Linked DNA regions of Homo sapiens: region 1 is linked to region 2. The links are chromatin loops, found by intact Hi-C in ENCODE. Cell type or tissue: A673. All regions are shown on one strand.

Region 1 (8,000 bases), 180 kb after region 2:
TGCCTGCGATTGCAGGCGCGCGCCGCCACGCCTGACTGGTTTTCGTATTTTTTTGGTGGAGACGGGGTTTCGCCGTGTTGGCCGGGCTGGTCTCCAGCTCCTAACCACGAGTGATCCGCCAGCCTCGGCCTCCCGAGGTGCCGGGATTGCAGACGGAGTCTCGTTCACTCAGTGCTCAATGTTGTTGCCCAGGCTGGAGTGCAGTGGCGTGATCTCGGCTCGCTACAACCTCCACCTCCCAGCAGCCTGCCTTGGCCTCCCAAAGTGCCGAGATTGCAGCCTCTGCCCGGCCGCCACCCCGTCTGGGAAGTGAGGAGCGTCTCTGCCTGGCTGCCCATCGTCTGGGATGTGAGGAGCCCCTCTGCCTGGCTGCCCAGTTTGGAAAGTGAGGAGCGTCTCTGCCCCCCGCCATCCCGTCTAGGAAATGAGGAGCGTCTCTGCCCGGCCGCCCATCGTCTGAGATGTGGGAAGCGCCTCTGCCCCGCCGCCCCGTCTGGGATGTGAGGAGCGCCTCTGCCCGGCCGCGACCCCGTCTAGGAGGTGAGGAGCGTCTCTGCCCGGCCACCCCTACTGGGAAGTGAGGAGCCCCTCTGCCCGGCCACCACCCGGTCTGGGAGGTGTACCCAACAGCTCATTGAGAATGGGCCATGATGACAATGGCGGTTTTGTGGAATAGAAAAGGGGGAAAGGTGGGGAAAAGATTGAGAAATCGGATGGTTGCCGTGTCTGTGTAGAAAGAAGTAGACATGGGAGACTTTTCATTTTGTTCTGTACTAAGAAAAATTCTTCTGCCTTGGGATCCTGTTGATCTGTGACCTTACCCCCAACCCTGTGCTCTCTGAAACATGTGCTGTGTCCACTCAGGGTTAAATGGATTAAGGGCGGTGCAAGATGTGCTTTGTTAAACAGATGCTTGAAGGCAGCATGCTCGTTAAGAGTCAACACCACTCCCTAATCTCAAGTACCCAGGGACACAAACACTGCGGAAGGCCGCAGGGTCCTCTGCCTAGGAAAACCAGAGACCTTTGTTCACATGTTTATCTGCTGACCTTCCCTCCACTATTGTCCTATGACCCTGCCAAATCCCCCTCTCTGGGAAACACCCAAGAATGATCAATAAATACTTAAAAAAAAAAAATGCACTTGTCACAACTGATGGAGAATAAGCATTTGATAAAATGCTATACCCATTCAGGATTTAAAAAAAAAAATCTTTGCTATGAATTTGTTCAGCAGCAATAGAAACAAAATAAATAAAAACTTTTTTAGAAACCTTTTTAAGTAGTGATGAAAGAGTATTTCCTTAATTAATCTGAGAAAAGATTACTATAAAAAAGCATAGCAAACAAAATATTTATTGCCAAATATTAAAAGCTTTCCCACTGGCCGGGCGCGGTGGCTCACGCCTGTAATCCCAGCACTTTGGGAAGCCAAGGCAGGAGGATCACGAGGTCAGGAGATCAAGACCATCCTGGCTAACACGGTGAAACCCCGTCTCTACTAAAAATACAAAAAATTAGCCGGGCGTGGTGGAGGGCGCCTGTAGTCCCAGCTACTCAGGAAGCTGAGGCAGGAGAATGGCGCGAACCCAGGAGGCGGAGCTTACAGTGAGCCGAGATCCCGCTCCAGCCTGGGCAACAGAGCAAGACTCCGTCTCAAAAAAAAAAAACAAAAAAAACAAAAACCAGGTGTGGTGGCGGGCGCCTGTAGTCCCAGCTACTCAGGAGGCTGAGGCAGGAGAATGGCATGAACCCGGGTGGCAGAGCTTGCAGTGAGCCGAGATTGCACCACCGCACTCCAGCCTGGGCTACAGAGCGAGACCGCGTCTCAAAAAAAAAAAAAAAAAAAAAAGGTTTCCCCTTGAGATATGGAATAAAATGAGTTTATCCTCTGTCACTATTTTGATTCAACATTAAACTGGACAATTTATATTTAACAATGTGCAATGAGGCAATAAGGAATAAGTATGTAAGTTCTGGAAAACAAGAAACAAAATTTTCATTATTCACAGCCAACATAAAAAACTCAAAATGAGGCCGGGTGCGGTGGCTCATGCCTGTAATCCCAGCACTTTGGGAGTCCGAGGCGGGTGGATCATGAGGTCAGGAGTTCGAGACCAGCCTGGCCAACACAGTGAAACCCCGTCTCTACTAAAAATACAAAAATTAGCTGGGTGTGGTGGCAGGTGCCTGTAGTCTCAGCTACTCAGGAGGCTGAGGCAGGAGAATCGCTTGAACCCAGGAGGCGGAGGTTGCAGTGAGACGAGATAGGGCCACTGCACTCCAGCCTGACAACAGAGGGAGACTTCGTCTCAAAAAAATAAATAAATAAAAATAAAAAAATAAAAAAACCTCAAAATGAATATACAGAACAAATAAATTTAGCAGGACCTGAATACAAAATCAACACATAAAAATAAATTATTGTTAAAAAATTAATTGGAAAATAAGTTATCTTAAATTATAGCATTTACATCAGTATCCAAAATAAATTAATTCTAATGAAAGATGTGCAAGATCTGTATGCTAAAAGCGAGTAAATAATATTAAAACAATTAAAGACCTAAACAAATGGAGGGTTATAACATTTTCATATATTGGAAGAATCAGAATTCTAAAGATTTATTCCATTTTGCTTATACAATCCCACTTAAAATCCCAGAGGCTTGTTTTTTAAAATTGCCAGCTGATTATTATATGGCAGATAAAACTGTCCCCCAAGCCCCAATTCTTTCTCCAGCCAAAGAACTGGAAAATGGGTGGCCTAGTAGGAGAGAAAATCTTTTGACAGCATTTACAGTACTCCAGCCAAACTTCATGGCAAAAACTGCAGTCAGAGCTGAATGAGGAGCCTATACTTCCACCTTACCTAGCAATAATGAAGCACCATTCTGCCTTCCTGCAGTGTCTCCAGAAGCGGAGCTGGGTGTCTAGATTTCCACCCCTGCCTGGCAGCAACAGTGCCCCCCTCCCTATACCGGTGGTAGCAGTGGAGGCTGAATCGGGTGTCTACATTTCTACCCCTACCCAGCAAAAATGAGGCACCTTTCCTCATGTCAGCAGAGGCTCAGGGAGAAGCATGGACTTCCACCTCCACCCAGTGGTAACAAGATGGTGTCCAGGCCCCGCATGGTGGCTCATTCCTGTAATCCCAGCACTTTGGAAGGCTGAGGTGGGTGGATCACCTGAGGTCAGGATTTCAAGACCAGTCTGGCCAACATGGTGAAACCCATCTCTACTAAAACTTCAAAAATTAGCCAGGTGTGGTGGTGGGCATCTGTAATCCCAGCTACTCGCAAGGCTGAGGCAGGAGAATCTCTTGAACCAGGGAGGCGGAGGTTTCAGTGAAGCAAGATCGTGCCACTGCACCCCAGCCTGTGCAACTCTGCCTCAAAAAAAAAAAAAAAAAAAAACCAAGATGGTGTCCCCTTCCTTCCTCCACTAGCAAGGTGTCAGTGGAGGCCTGCTAAAATATAAAATTTCAGTAAGATCCAGAAAATCATAAAATAATACCAGTATGTCCAAGATACAATAAAAAAAATCACTTGTCATACCAAGAACCCAGAAAAACCTCCATTTGAATGAGGCAATGATGGCAGCGGCTGCTCCAGATGGTCTGCCACTACCATCACACCAGCTGCAGCAGGGAGGCACCTGGGGCTGCATGCTTAGTGGAGCCGGAGGGAACAAGCGGGAGCCCTGCCCCTTCTGAACTGGGGCAGGACGTCCCTGGGCGCCGCTGCGGCTACCCAAACGGTGGCTGCAGACCGGGCCTCCCACTTCATGGAGGAAACAGGAGCCCCGCCCTCTTGGGCGGAGCTGCAGCTGCACAAGTTGTGGCTGCAGATCCGAGCCTCCCTGCGCTCTTTCGGGGCTGGGAGCAGGCAGGATCCCTGTCCTCCAGGGCACAGCTGCAGCCACCAAAACTGCAGCTGCAGACCTGGGCCTCCCACTCAGAAGAGCAGGCAGGAGTCCTGTCCCCCCTCCCCCAACCCCACACGCAGCTGCCGCCACCCAAACCCTGGCTGGAGACTCAGACATCCCTGCACTCTTGGGGACCCGGGAATGCCCCCCTGCCCTCGTAGGCTTGAAAGCGCCTGCTCTCACTGCCTGGCTTCTCCCTGCTGTTCCCCCTTCCCATCTCAGAGCAAAGTCTGGGAGGATACCATAAATGACAGCAGGAGGCAGACAGATTCCTGGGTGGAAGAGGGTAGGTCCCTGGTGAGACCCCACCTTCAGGCCAAGGAGGACTGGGGGCTGGGCTAACAGTCCCATGGAGTAGGAACTTGTGGTGCCTTTTCCCAGTCACCCATGGCTGCCCATGGACCAATAGTGCACACTTCCTCCCCTCTGAGGGCTTTTATGAACCCATTAAAGCCCTGGATTCAGCCAGAGCTGAGCAGACGACAGGACAACCAGCTGCAGAGAGGAGCTACCCACTCCAAGTCCTCCTCTCTACTGAGAGCTGGGAAGAGGACTGGAAGACCTGCTTGCAGAAAAGAGAAACCCACTTTAGTGCCTCCTCTCTACTAGGAGCTGAACACTCTTGGGACACCCTGGCTGCAGACCCCGCTGTGGGTCTCCAGTAAGTTGTCTATTGCTCAATAAAGCTCCTCTTCATCTTGCTCACCCTCCACTTGTCTGCATACCTCATTCTTCCTGGTCACAGGACAAGAACTCGGGACCCACCGAATGGTGGAGCTAAAAAAGCTATAACACAAACAGGGCTGAAACATGCCCCTTGCTTGCCATGTTGCAGGTGAAGAGGAGAGAAGAGCTGTGACTCCTCAGGGAGCCCAGACCTAGGAGCTCCCCAAGCCAGGACTGTGACTCCCTCTTTGGGGTCCTGCAGTGCCTGGCGTCTCCAGGCTTCCAGACACCACTGCATTTCCTGGTGCTAGCCAGGGAAGCTGCTTGCAGTGCGCCTGGTCCAGCCACAGCCTCGCAGAGAGCCAGGGCCCTTGCCAGCACCCGGAGCTGCTGGCCCCACTGCAGCAGCTAGCATGTCTGACTGCAGCAGTGGCTGGACCCCATGCTTGCTCACACACCCCTCACCACTCCATGCCTGACTCACCCTTGGCAGATGTGGGATCCATGCTGGTAGTGTGAGCTGAGTGCAGCCTGCAAATCCAAGTGGGCAGAATGAGCCCAGCAGGCCTGAGCAAAACTCAGGCAAAGGCACCACTGGCCAGAGGTTTCAGGCCAGAAAATTGACACCCCAAGGATCTCGTAACAGCAACAGATGCCAACACCAAGATGACACAAATCTTATAATTATCTGACAAGGATTTTAATGTAGACATAATAAAATGCTTCAATGAGCAATTATAAATATGCATACAACAAATGAAAGATTAGAAAATCTACGCAAAGAAATAGAAGACATAAGAACCAAATGGAAATTTTAAAATTTGAAAACACAATAACTGAAATTGAAAACAAATTGGATGGCTAAAAATAGAATGGAGAGCTGCGGCTGGGAGCGGTGGCTCATGCCTGTAATCCCAGCACTTTGGGAAGCCGAGGCAGGCAGATCGCCTGAGCTCAGGAGTTTGAAACCAGCCTAGCCAACATGGTGAAATACTATGTCTATTAAAAATACAAAAAATTAGCTGGGTGTGGTGGCGCACACCTGTAATCCCAGCTACTCTGGAGGCTGAGGCAGGAGAATCACTTGAACCTGGGAGGCGGAGGTTGCAGTGAGCCAAGATGATGCCACTGCACTCCAGCCTGGGGAACAGAGTGAGACTTGGTCTCAAAAAAAAAAAAAAAAAATAGAATGGAGATAACAGAAGAAAGGACCTGTAAATATAAAGACAGAACAGTAGAAATTACCCTACATGGACAACAGGAAGAAAAAAAAAAAAAGAACTGAGCCTTAGGTACCGTTGGAAAATAACAAAAGAGATCTAGCATTTGTGTGATCAGAGTCTTAGAAAAGAGAAAGAGAGTGGGGATGAACAAATTTCAAAAAAATAATGGCTGGATGTTCCCCAAATTTGGCAACAGACGTAAACGTAGATTCAAGAAGCTGAGGAAACTCTTGACAGATGAACCCAAAGAAATCCAGAACAAGGACATCATAATCACACTTTTGAAAACTAAGGACAAAGAAAACATCTTGAAATCAGCCAAAGGTGCATTACCTATAAGGGGACAAAATCCATTTATTTTTATTTTTATTTAATTTTATTATTTTTTAAATTCAAATACCAACTCGAAGCAGAGGGGAACAACAATTCAAATGTCATGAGAAATCATAGAGGCAAGAAGGAAGTGGCACACTTTTCAAGTGCTGAGAGAATAGTCAACCCAACATTTTATGTGCATAAAATATCCTTCAGGATGGAAATTCAGTTACACACATTTTCTCTTTCTCTCTTTCTTTTCTTTCTTTTTTTTCCTTTTTCTTTCTCCTTCCTTCCTTTCTTTCTGGTTTTCTTCTTTCCTTTCTTTTTCCTTCCTTCCTTCTTTTCTTTTTCTCTTTCTCCTTCCTTCCTTCTTCTCTTCTTTCTCTTTCTTCTTTCTTTCTCTTTCATGTTCTTTTCTTTTTTTTTTTTTTTTTTGCAGGGTCTCAATCTGTTGTCCAGGCTGGAGTGAAGTGGTGCAATCAGAGCTCACTGCAGCTTTGTCCTCCCAGGCTTAATTGATCCTCCCACTTCAGCCTCATGAGTACCTGGTACTACAGGCATGTGCCATCATATCCAGCTAATTTTGTACAGGGTCTCACCATGTTGCCCAGGCTGGTCTTGAACTCCTGGGCTCAAGCGATCTGCTCACCTCGGCTTCTCTAAGTGCTGGGATTACAAGTGTGAGCCACTGCATCTGGCCAAGACATTTTCAAATAAAGGAAAATTAAGAACTTTTGCCAGCCAATCTATCCTTTAAAATGGCCGAAGGAAGCTTTCGAAACAGATGGAAAATGATAAAAGAAGGAATCTTTAAATAGCAGTAATGAGAAAAGAACAATGGAAAGGGTAAAAACATGGTTAACAACAACAAAAAAATTATCTTCTTGGTTTTTAAAAAGATTACATTTGACGGCAGTATTACAGGTAGTCAGGCATGAGTGGCACAGGAGAGGACTGACTCTCCCTGCACCCATTAGAAATGTCTGGTGATGGTTCGGCAGTTACCACATTGCCTCTCTAAAAATGATAATGTGGCAGGGCCAGGGAGAGGCCATTTCCTGATGGTCCACACCTGTTAATTGAATGCAGGTTCCAGGGAGAAGCAACTTCCTGGTCATGGATGTTAAGAGACAAAAATGGTGAAGTATGATTTTCTGGGGACGCACCACCAGAAAAAGGAAGAAAGCCTCAGATTGGGCATGCATATAACTCCCTAAACACACTGAACAGGCTCGGTTCCAAAGGGTAAGGAAAGCACTGGGCATGCGGAAAGCCCACCCTATGGGAAGAATCCTGGGAAAGAGGCAAACTTACGAAAGTCCTAGGATCATGGTTAAACGGCATTTGACCTTCTCTATTAAACTTCATGTGCCTGCTTTTTTTTTTTATTCCAAGCGCACCTTCCTTTCTTTCCTATTCTAAGGCCTTTTTAAATAAACTTCCATTCCTGCTCTGGAACTTGCCATGGACCCATACAGATAGGCTGCTGGTACCTTGGGGTAACTCAGATCTCTGCCACTGCTAACAGTAGAAGCAAAAATCATAAAATTATTTAATGAGGTTCTCTAATAGGTAGAGGAAATATTTAATACAATTGTATTATGAATGGGGAGGGTAAGGTATATAAATAAGGTAAATTTTCTACATTTCACTTGACATGGTAAAACAATAGTAGTATACTGTAATCCATTTTGTATGTATAAGGCAACACCTAGAGCAACCACTCAAAACAACTATAAAAAGAGATACCCTCAAAAACACTGTAAAATACTACCCACAGAGTGAAAATGCAATCCACAAAATGGGAAAAAATATTTGCAAGTCATATATCTCATAAAAAATTGCTATCCAGACTATATAAATAACTGCT
Region 2 (8,000 bases):
GACCCCCTGTGTATAGAATGCTAAATACCACACAGCTACACACTCCCATTTGTTGCTTCTAGTTCTAGTCAAAGACTACTTGAAACTCCTAGAAAGCAATAATTTCCTTAGACAATCCACAATCCCTGGGGGCTTGGAATGTAAATGGATGAACAAATGCCTGAAGGTACCTGATAAACTCAATATTTCATAACCTCAACAGGTAGACATTATCTCCACAGTAAGTCCAGGGAAACTGGCATTCAGAAAAGTTAAATAATTTGATCACAGAGCTAGCTGGGTTTCAAGCCCATGTTTCCGTGATTCTAAGAAAACTTCAATGTATAGATTCTCTTCTCCCTCATTACCTTTTCCTTACCACATCCTCCCATCTCCCCAGCCTATATGTTAGGATCCCAGAAGAAAGCAGATAGTACATTAGATGATTGAGGTGATATTAATAAAGGGAGTATTTAGGAAGGTGTGGGTTTGAACAAAGCAACAAATCATGGGGCAACACCCTGGGACTGAATAAAAACAATGCTATTACCTAGGCTGAAGAGAAGGGAGCAGTTGTCAGAAACTAGACAGGGCCATCCAACACGAGCTGTGGCCTTTGGTGGAGGGATGCAGCCAACTTGCAGGGACCCAACAAGGAGGAACCAGGGGAAAAAATTTACTCTCCTACTCTTTGATCTCCTGCCAAACCCAAACAGAAGCCAGAGGACAAAAATCTCTGTTGGTGCATTGCAGCCAGGTAAGCCTCATGGGGCACAGAGCATAATACCCAGATGTAAAGGGGCAAGCAGGTGTTCCACATACCATCCATTCTCTGCTACTTTCAACTTGAGTGATCTTGCTAGGACTTTGGGAGGGGTGAATTGAAAGGTACAAATGTATGTGAAAGCTAGAGAGCTATTTCTAGTACAGAGGATTTGTATGGCTGCAGAAAGGAGACTTAAGGAGAAGTACATTAGACTGTTGGAGCTCCTCACCATGTTCTGGGTCTCTACCGGCATTTGAGGTAAATGAGGTAGAGCTTGGGATATGTCAGGCATAGGTGGATGAGTCCTGAACTTTCTGCCTCCTTCTATCCCAGGAGCCCTTGGATTCCTGCTTTAGTCTCCTCTGTCCTCAGCCATCAATGCTTTCTTTCCTTTCCATGGCTATTTCCTTTCCTTTTTCCAAAATTCTTACCAACCAGGAACAGAACCATCTTTAGTTTGAACCATATTGTTTCAAGAGCTAGAATAAAACTAGAGAATGGCTCATGTAGAGAATATCAGGGAGAACATCAGGACTAGGAAACTGAAATAACCTTTTGATTGTTTTCAGAAGATATGAATTCCCAGCAAGGAGCCAGAGAGGGTTATACGGAAGCAGAAGATGAATGTGATTTCTGAATGAGATTAAAACAAGAAAGGCTGGAATAAGAACAGGCATAAGAACCCTAGGACAGGAAGGAGAGCCGAGATGCCCAGGGCATGGTGACTGCAAACCTGATTCAGGAGTAAGCCTTGATTCACTCAGCCCTAAGAGATAGCTTATAACAAATGGTAACTAGAATGGTGAGAGCTGAAAAAATAAAAAAAGAAGGAAAAGGCGAGGCACAGTGGCACACGCCTGTAATCCCAGCACTTTGGGAGGCCAAGGCAGGCGTGTCGCTTGAGCTCAGGAGTTCAACACCAGCCCAGGCAATGTGGCAAAACCCCATCTCTACAAAAAAAAATAAAAAATATATATATACACACAAAAAATACAAAAAACTAGCTGGGTATGGTGGTGCACACCTGTAGTCCCAGCTACTTGGGAGGCTGAGGTGAGAGGATTGTTTGAGCCTGGGAGACGGAGGTTGCAATGAGCTGAGATTGCACCACTGCACTCCAGTCTGGGCAACAGAGTGAGGCTCTGTCTCCAAAAAAAAAAAATCAGAGGAAGGACGTGCAGGATGGGAAAAGGGATGAGGGAAAACCAATTGGAATAGTCAGGAGAGGATTTATGTAGAGCATTCTCAAGTCTCCCCAATCCCTGTCCTCTGTCCCTACCCCTCATTCTCCACTCCACACATGTACTTTGTATATACTTAAAGAGGAAGAATATAGAACAACGATACCTCCAACTGCCCTCCTAGAGCCAGCATTCCATTTCTGCCACCAGTACATTTTTCTCTAAAGTAACCCTTTGGAACTCATCTTTCCTTTGCTTTCAAGCTGAGGGTTTGATTTGAATATTGCAGTTGTAGGATGACAATGTGTAAAGAAAGAGAGATGGGGAATAGCATCAGAGAGAAACCAGAGTTTTGGGAGTAGTGTGGGAGGTCAGTCAGAGATCAACACACAAGGACAAGACACATCCAGGAACAAAAACCAAAGAGCTCCAGACAAACTCTTACAAGAGTTTGTGCCACTTCACCTCACCCTGAAGGACAATTTTAGAATGTCTTGCCACCCTCACTGCAAGAAACAGTCCCTTGCTCCTGCCTCTGGTCTGATAAGGTACAAGGAACAGCTGCCAGAGTGTGAGTGGGTTTGTATGTGTGAGTGTGACAACCAGCCAGACACCCTCACGTTCCCCCTGACTGACCTGAGCGGGGAGCCCATTGCCACTAGCAAGGGGGAAGCCAAAGAGGTGCAGAGAGGAATGACACCTGAAACCCCAGGCACCAGTGTGGGAATGCTTATAAAATGCTGGTTGTTGATTTTTAAAAATTTTAAATTGTGTTCTTTGTTACTGTCTTCACAGTTGTTGAATGTCAAGTACACAGGACATTCAACTTTTACTATGTATTTATCCAATTAGTGGGAAATTCTGATGTTAGTGAGGAGAGAGGGTACAAACAAATGACATTGCTCTGGGCACTATTTGCCCTCACCATACCCTGGCCTCTAGTCAGAACTGACTCTCACTTTCTAGTTAGTCCTAAAATTGCTCTAGAAAGGTGGTGTCTCCCAGCCAGGCACAGTGGCTCATGCCTGTAATCCCAGCACTTTGAGAGGCTGAGGCGGGCGGATCACTTGAACTCAGGAGTTTGAGACTAGCTTGGACAACATGGGGAAAACCTGTCTCTACCAAAAAAATAAATAAATACACACACACACACACATATATAGACACATATATTTACACTATATATACATATATACACATATATATACATAAATACACATCTATATATACACACACAAAAATATATATATTTATATATACACAAAAAGCTAGCTGGGCATGGTGGCGCACACCTGTGGTCCCAGCTACTCAGGAGGCTGAGATTGGAGAATTGCTTGAGCCCAGGAGGCAGATGTTGCACTGAGCAGAGATTGCACCACTGCACTCCAGCCTGGGTGACAGAGTGAGACCCTATCTGAAAAAAAACAAAGAGAAGAAAGAAGAAAAAGAAAAGAAAGAGATAAAGAGAGAAAGAAAGGAAGGAAGGAAGACAGAGAAAGAAAGAGAGAAGGAAAGAAAGAAGAAAAAGAAGGAAAGAAGAAAGAGAAAGAAAGAAAAAGAAAAGAAAGAAGAAAAAAAGAAAGAAGAAAGAAAGAAAGAAAGAAAGAAAGAAAGAAAGAAAGAAAGAAAGAAAGAAGGAAAGAAAGAAGAAAGAGAAGGAAAAAGAGGAAGGAAGGTGGTGTCTCCCACTCCAGTATTTTCCCTTACCATTCATATACTCTCTTATGGCTAACATCCATCCCTCCTACTGCAGGTTCAGTGTACCATCAGAGACTCACCCTTTAAAATCTCTTCGTGAAATCCAGAATTTTCAAGCTGAAACCATAAGGCTCTTTTCACTCTGTTCCGGTTTTACTCTCTTTCCCATTGAATCTTCTCTTAGCTGTCTTGGGATTTTGTCCCTAAAGTCTGGGAAGTACTCACGTTCCTTGACAATAAGGGGAAGAGAGAAACAGGGGTCCTAAACCTGAAGCAGAGACAAAAAGTAGGGAGTCTGTGGTTCTGCTTCTGTAAAATCACCTCTCCTCTCCTCTGAGAGGAGACCAGCTCTGATCTTGAAAATTTTGAAAATGGTCAAGATCAATGGCCAACCATGATATTAGGACCTCCTTCCTATAGAGCTACTACACAGAACCACAAAGCACAATGGAGCTGTAAGACCGAGGAAACACCAAGGGACCTGGGAACTGGGGAAAGTTATTAAGAACCATGTCAACCACAAGGGGGCACTGTGACCCCATGGGCTAAACTGGAATGTTTAGCTGATTGACATGGAAATGGGACATGGAATATGCTCTTGATTCTTGAGCTTTTCGTCGCTCTCCAACAGAGTAGAGAGGTCAGTCAAGGACAAAACCCCCACCCCACGACTAGCTCCCAGCAGAGGGCATCTTTCTCTCTACCAAACTCAGATTTCTTATGCAGAGACATCTATGGGAAAGACACACAGTCATCACCCATTTGACACACCCACCTACATGATAGATGTGTATGCACACACTCACCTATCTACACATACATGTAATGTGCTCCCATTTGTAGAGATTGCCCTGCTGACAGTGTTATCTATGTAGGCAGATATGCAGAAAAGACTTGCCTTCCCATCCATAATACACAACAGCAGCTATTGCCAGTAAAGATTGATGCTGGTTATAGGTTTTTGCCTTTTCCTTGTGTTTTTCCGAGAAGCTAGTTGGTCCCCACTGATTCCAATTATGCCGCTTCTTTTCTTCAGTGTGGTGCTTCGCACTCTGCTGCCTGCCCTGCGTGTGGTCACCCAACACCCTCAGCATCCAATAGCGAGCTCCATAACCCTGTTTGTTACCCAATACCTCCGCTTCCCCTTCTGACCCTGGCCTACCACATTTAAAATAGACCCAGTTCTATGAAGGACAGTGATGAAATGCTCAAGAATCAAGGGCATATTCCATATCCTATTTCCATGTCAATCAGTGTGTCAGCACCAGACATCAAGTGCATTAGTCCTCAGCTCAGTTTCATTGAGGAAAGGGTATAATTGCCTGTGGAGTTTCTGTAAAGCAATCTAGCAAAAGACCTTGTAATAGTCCATCACAGTAGTGTTGTCAATAATGCTACAAGGTGCCTCCTCATTTTTACTTCTTGTGCCTCAAGACCCTAAGAATCAGCCTGCAACAGCTGCAAAATAAGAATTCCTCTTCATTGTTCATAGTTGTGAAAAAGCTTCCTAATAAACCACAAACATAGACTTAATTAGCTCCCAGATCCCTTGGATTCCATGAGGGAAGAGGAATTCTCAAGATAAATCCTCCTTTTTGCTGCACCCCTCCTGAAAGAGTCTTCAGATCAGAATGAACTATGAGCAGCCCACCCCTTACAGTTAAGTTCATGCACCCTGGTCTACTGATTGCACTAAAACATCCAAAATGGAATCTAGGTGACCCCCTAGGGAGGATCCTACAGGAAGGTGGGTCTCAAGATATCCTTGGGCACTTCTGTCATCAGTCTTCTTCAATTTTTTTTTTTTTTTTTTTTGAGATGGAGTCTCACTCTGTCGCCCAGGCTGGAGTGCAGTGGTGTGACCGTGGCTCACTGCAACCTCCACCTCCTGGGCTCAAGTGATCCTCCCACCTCAGCCTCCCTAGTAGCTGGGACTACAGGTGTGCACCATCAAGCCCAGCTAATTTTTGTATTTTTTGCAGAGACGGGGTTTCACCATGTTCCCCAGGCTGGTCACAAACTTCTGAGCTCAAGTGGTCTGCCCACCTCAGCTTCTCAAGTGTGTTGGGATCACAGATGCGAGCCACCTTGCCCAGCCTCTTCAATTCTTTCTTAAAGGTGGTGATGTTGGTGGTATCTCTGAAATCCTGTGGCCTTTCTCAGTTACCCATAGTTGATAAGGAAGTCTCCTAAGATCTAAATGGTTCCTCTCTCCCAGGCTTAAAAATACTACAATATCAAGGCAACACCGTTGTATTGGAAAAGAGCCAGTTTCTATGTGGTCATATTTTGTGAAGTGCCTATGCCACAAAGGCCCTCTCCCAGGGTTTATATCACTTTGAGAAGAGAATATGAGACGTGGACAGGGAGAAGATAGGAAGAGGAGCATGATGCAGGCACACCTAGACAAAGAATAATAACGGTACTCAGATTCCTCTACAGTTTATTGTTATAGCAGAAGTTGTGGGAGACGGGAGGGCACCCTCCACACATACTACAGTGTGGTCAGAGCCCCAGGGTAGCCCTTTCCACCCTATGCCAAGCCCCAAGCAGCCCAGCCCAAGCTTAGCTCCCTCCCCAGTCCCACTCTAGATGCACACTGAGCTACCAAAGTTAGTGCAGCCAAACGGCCCCAGGCCCCTTCCTGTTGCCCCAGCACCAATCCTTCCCCACACTCGTTCACTGCCCGCCAACTCCCATTCCAACTTCCTTTTTACACTGGATGTTTCTATCACATCCTGAGGACCACTAACCCACCAGCAAGTCTCCCCCTGACACACATTCACGTAGGTCCATACCCTTCAGAGTCCTAAAGGGTTAATGAGAAGCCACCTCAGCTTTGGTGAATGGAGCCCCAGCCCCAAATCCCCTCCCCTTGCAAATATGGGACAAGTAGGGAGAGTCTGATGGAGGCACCAGGACAACTACAACAACCTCTTACCCCTCAGCTATAGACACCTAGATCAGGACAGAGGATGCATATGCCCTCTCCACCTTAACATCAAAATGGGGGAGGAGGAGAATTTAGGGGTCTGGGTCCCTAAGAGATATTAGGACATCTCTTCCAGGAGCTGGGGGGAATCACGGGTTAAAGGTCAAGGTTAGGGTAGCAATCAAAGATCAAGGTCATCTCCCCGCATGATCTGCCCTTTTTCCCTTGCTTACGGTGGCCCAATGCCCCTTCAGCACCTCCCAGGTTAGCTCTGGGGGAGGTGAGGGCTGGGTCCCACTCTAGGGCAACAAGGGCCATTCAACAGGAGACCTCCATGGTGTGCCCCGGGGGCCCCGAAGAAAGAGTTCCAGACTCGCTGCTCTGGGACAGGGTGCGAGAGCGGGACCGGTTGCCATCAACGGATGCTGCACTGGTCAGAGAGGCTGTACGAGACCGGGACAGGCGAGTCATGCAGGATGAGGCCACTGTGGAGACAGCACGATGCACAAGCAGTCAGAGAGGAAGTGGGGAAGGGGGGCTGGCGACTCAGGGTGTGGTCCTTGGATTATGGACTAGTTATAACTAAGCCAGGGGATCAACGAGCTCGATTGGGCAGATAGCGGTGAGTCCAGGCATTCACCTAAAACGGTTCCACCCCGTCAGTGCCTATCTCTCCTCTAGTGCAGCAAGCTCTTGTCCCGATACTCACTGTAGCCCATGCCTTGCAGGAAGTACTTGAAGGCCTCGGTCAGCTTGCCTGGCTGCGGAAGTAAGAAGAGGCGAGGGAGACGGTGAGATGAGGTTAGAGGAAGAGCTGGAGCCTGAGGCTGCGGCACTGTGGGGCCGGGTGTGTGGCAAAGGGCAGAGCCCAGTGCCACCGGTATCCTATGTCCCTTCCCCATCCCATGGACGGCAGCGGCACTCACCTGAGTCAGCTGGGGCTGACCTCCGGAGTCAGCCATCTGTTCAGGAGAGCACCACCCAGAAAAAGTGAAACACACATAAATGAGCCATGCAGAGAGGTGGAAAGGGTCTCTCTTCCCTAGCTTCTTCACTCTAGCCCCTTTGTTTTGTTCTTCGTTCACCCCATTTGCTCCCATGCCGGGCCCTGGAGGCTTAGCAGCTGCATGTAGAGAGGATATATGACTGTGGACGGGGGCCCAGGAACAGGTTACTGACCTTGAGGAACGAGGTCTGGGTGGGGTCCAGTTTTGAGTTACATTCCACCTGGAGTAAGCAGGAGGCTGAATGAATGAGGTCACGCCCACTGTGGCGCCTCCCCCGTAAGGGACCCAGGAACCCAGACCCCAGTCCCTTTTCTATCAGCTCCCTACCCAGTTCCTCCTTACCAGGAATCAAATTCTTAGTGCCCCAAAGTTGATCTCCCTGTGCCAAACAGGACATCCCCTTGGCAAGATACTCTTCTGACCACCACTTTAGGACC

What was found. Peaks named below come from ENCODE experiments on the same cell type or tissue, not always from the same donor. Only the 100,000 strongest peaks of a DNase experiment are listed, where the experiment ranks them.
Region 1: it touches region 2 in a loop (2.2-fold over the local background); 1 of 110 quality-filtered maps calls a loop at or near these places.

Annotation. Positions count from the first base shown.
Region 1 is chr14:21,188,345-21,196,344 of GRCh38, forward strand. No RefSeq gene overlaps it. Among named protein-coding and RNA genes, the nearest start is that of LINC00641, 15 kb to the right of the region's middle. RefSeq lists an enhancer at 4,485-4,985. In A673, no CTCF peak of the experiment used is centred here; a DNase peak (open chromatin) is centred at 3,797; H3K4me3 peaks cover 882 bases.
Region 2 is chr14:21,010,722-21,018,721 of GRCh38, forward strand. NDRG2 (NDRG family member 2) reads right to left here. Exons shown (of 16, transcript NM_001320329.2): 13 at 7,736-7,783; 14 at 7,483-7,518; 15 at 7,266-7,317; 16 at 6,051-7,041. The coding sequence ends at 6,875. Among named protein-coding and RNA genes, the nearest start is that of MIR6717, 8.7 kb to the right of the region's middle. In A673, CTCF peaks have their summits at 4,144 (motif pointing right) and 4,344 (motif pointing right); a DNase peak (open chromatin) is centred at 4,160.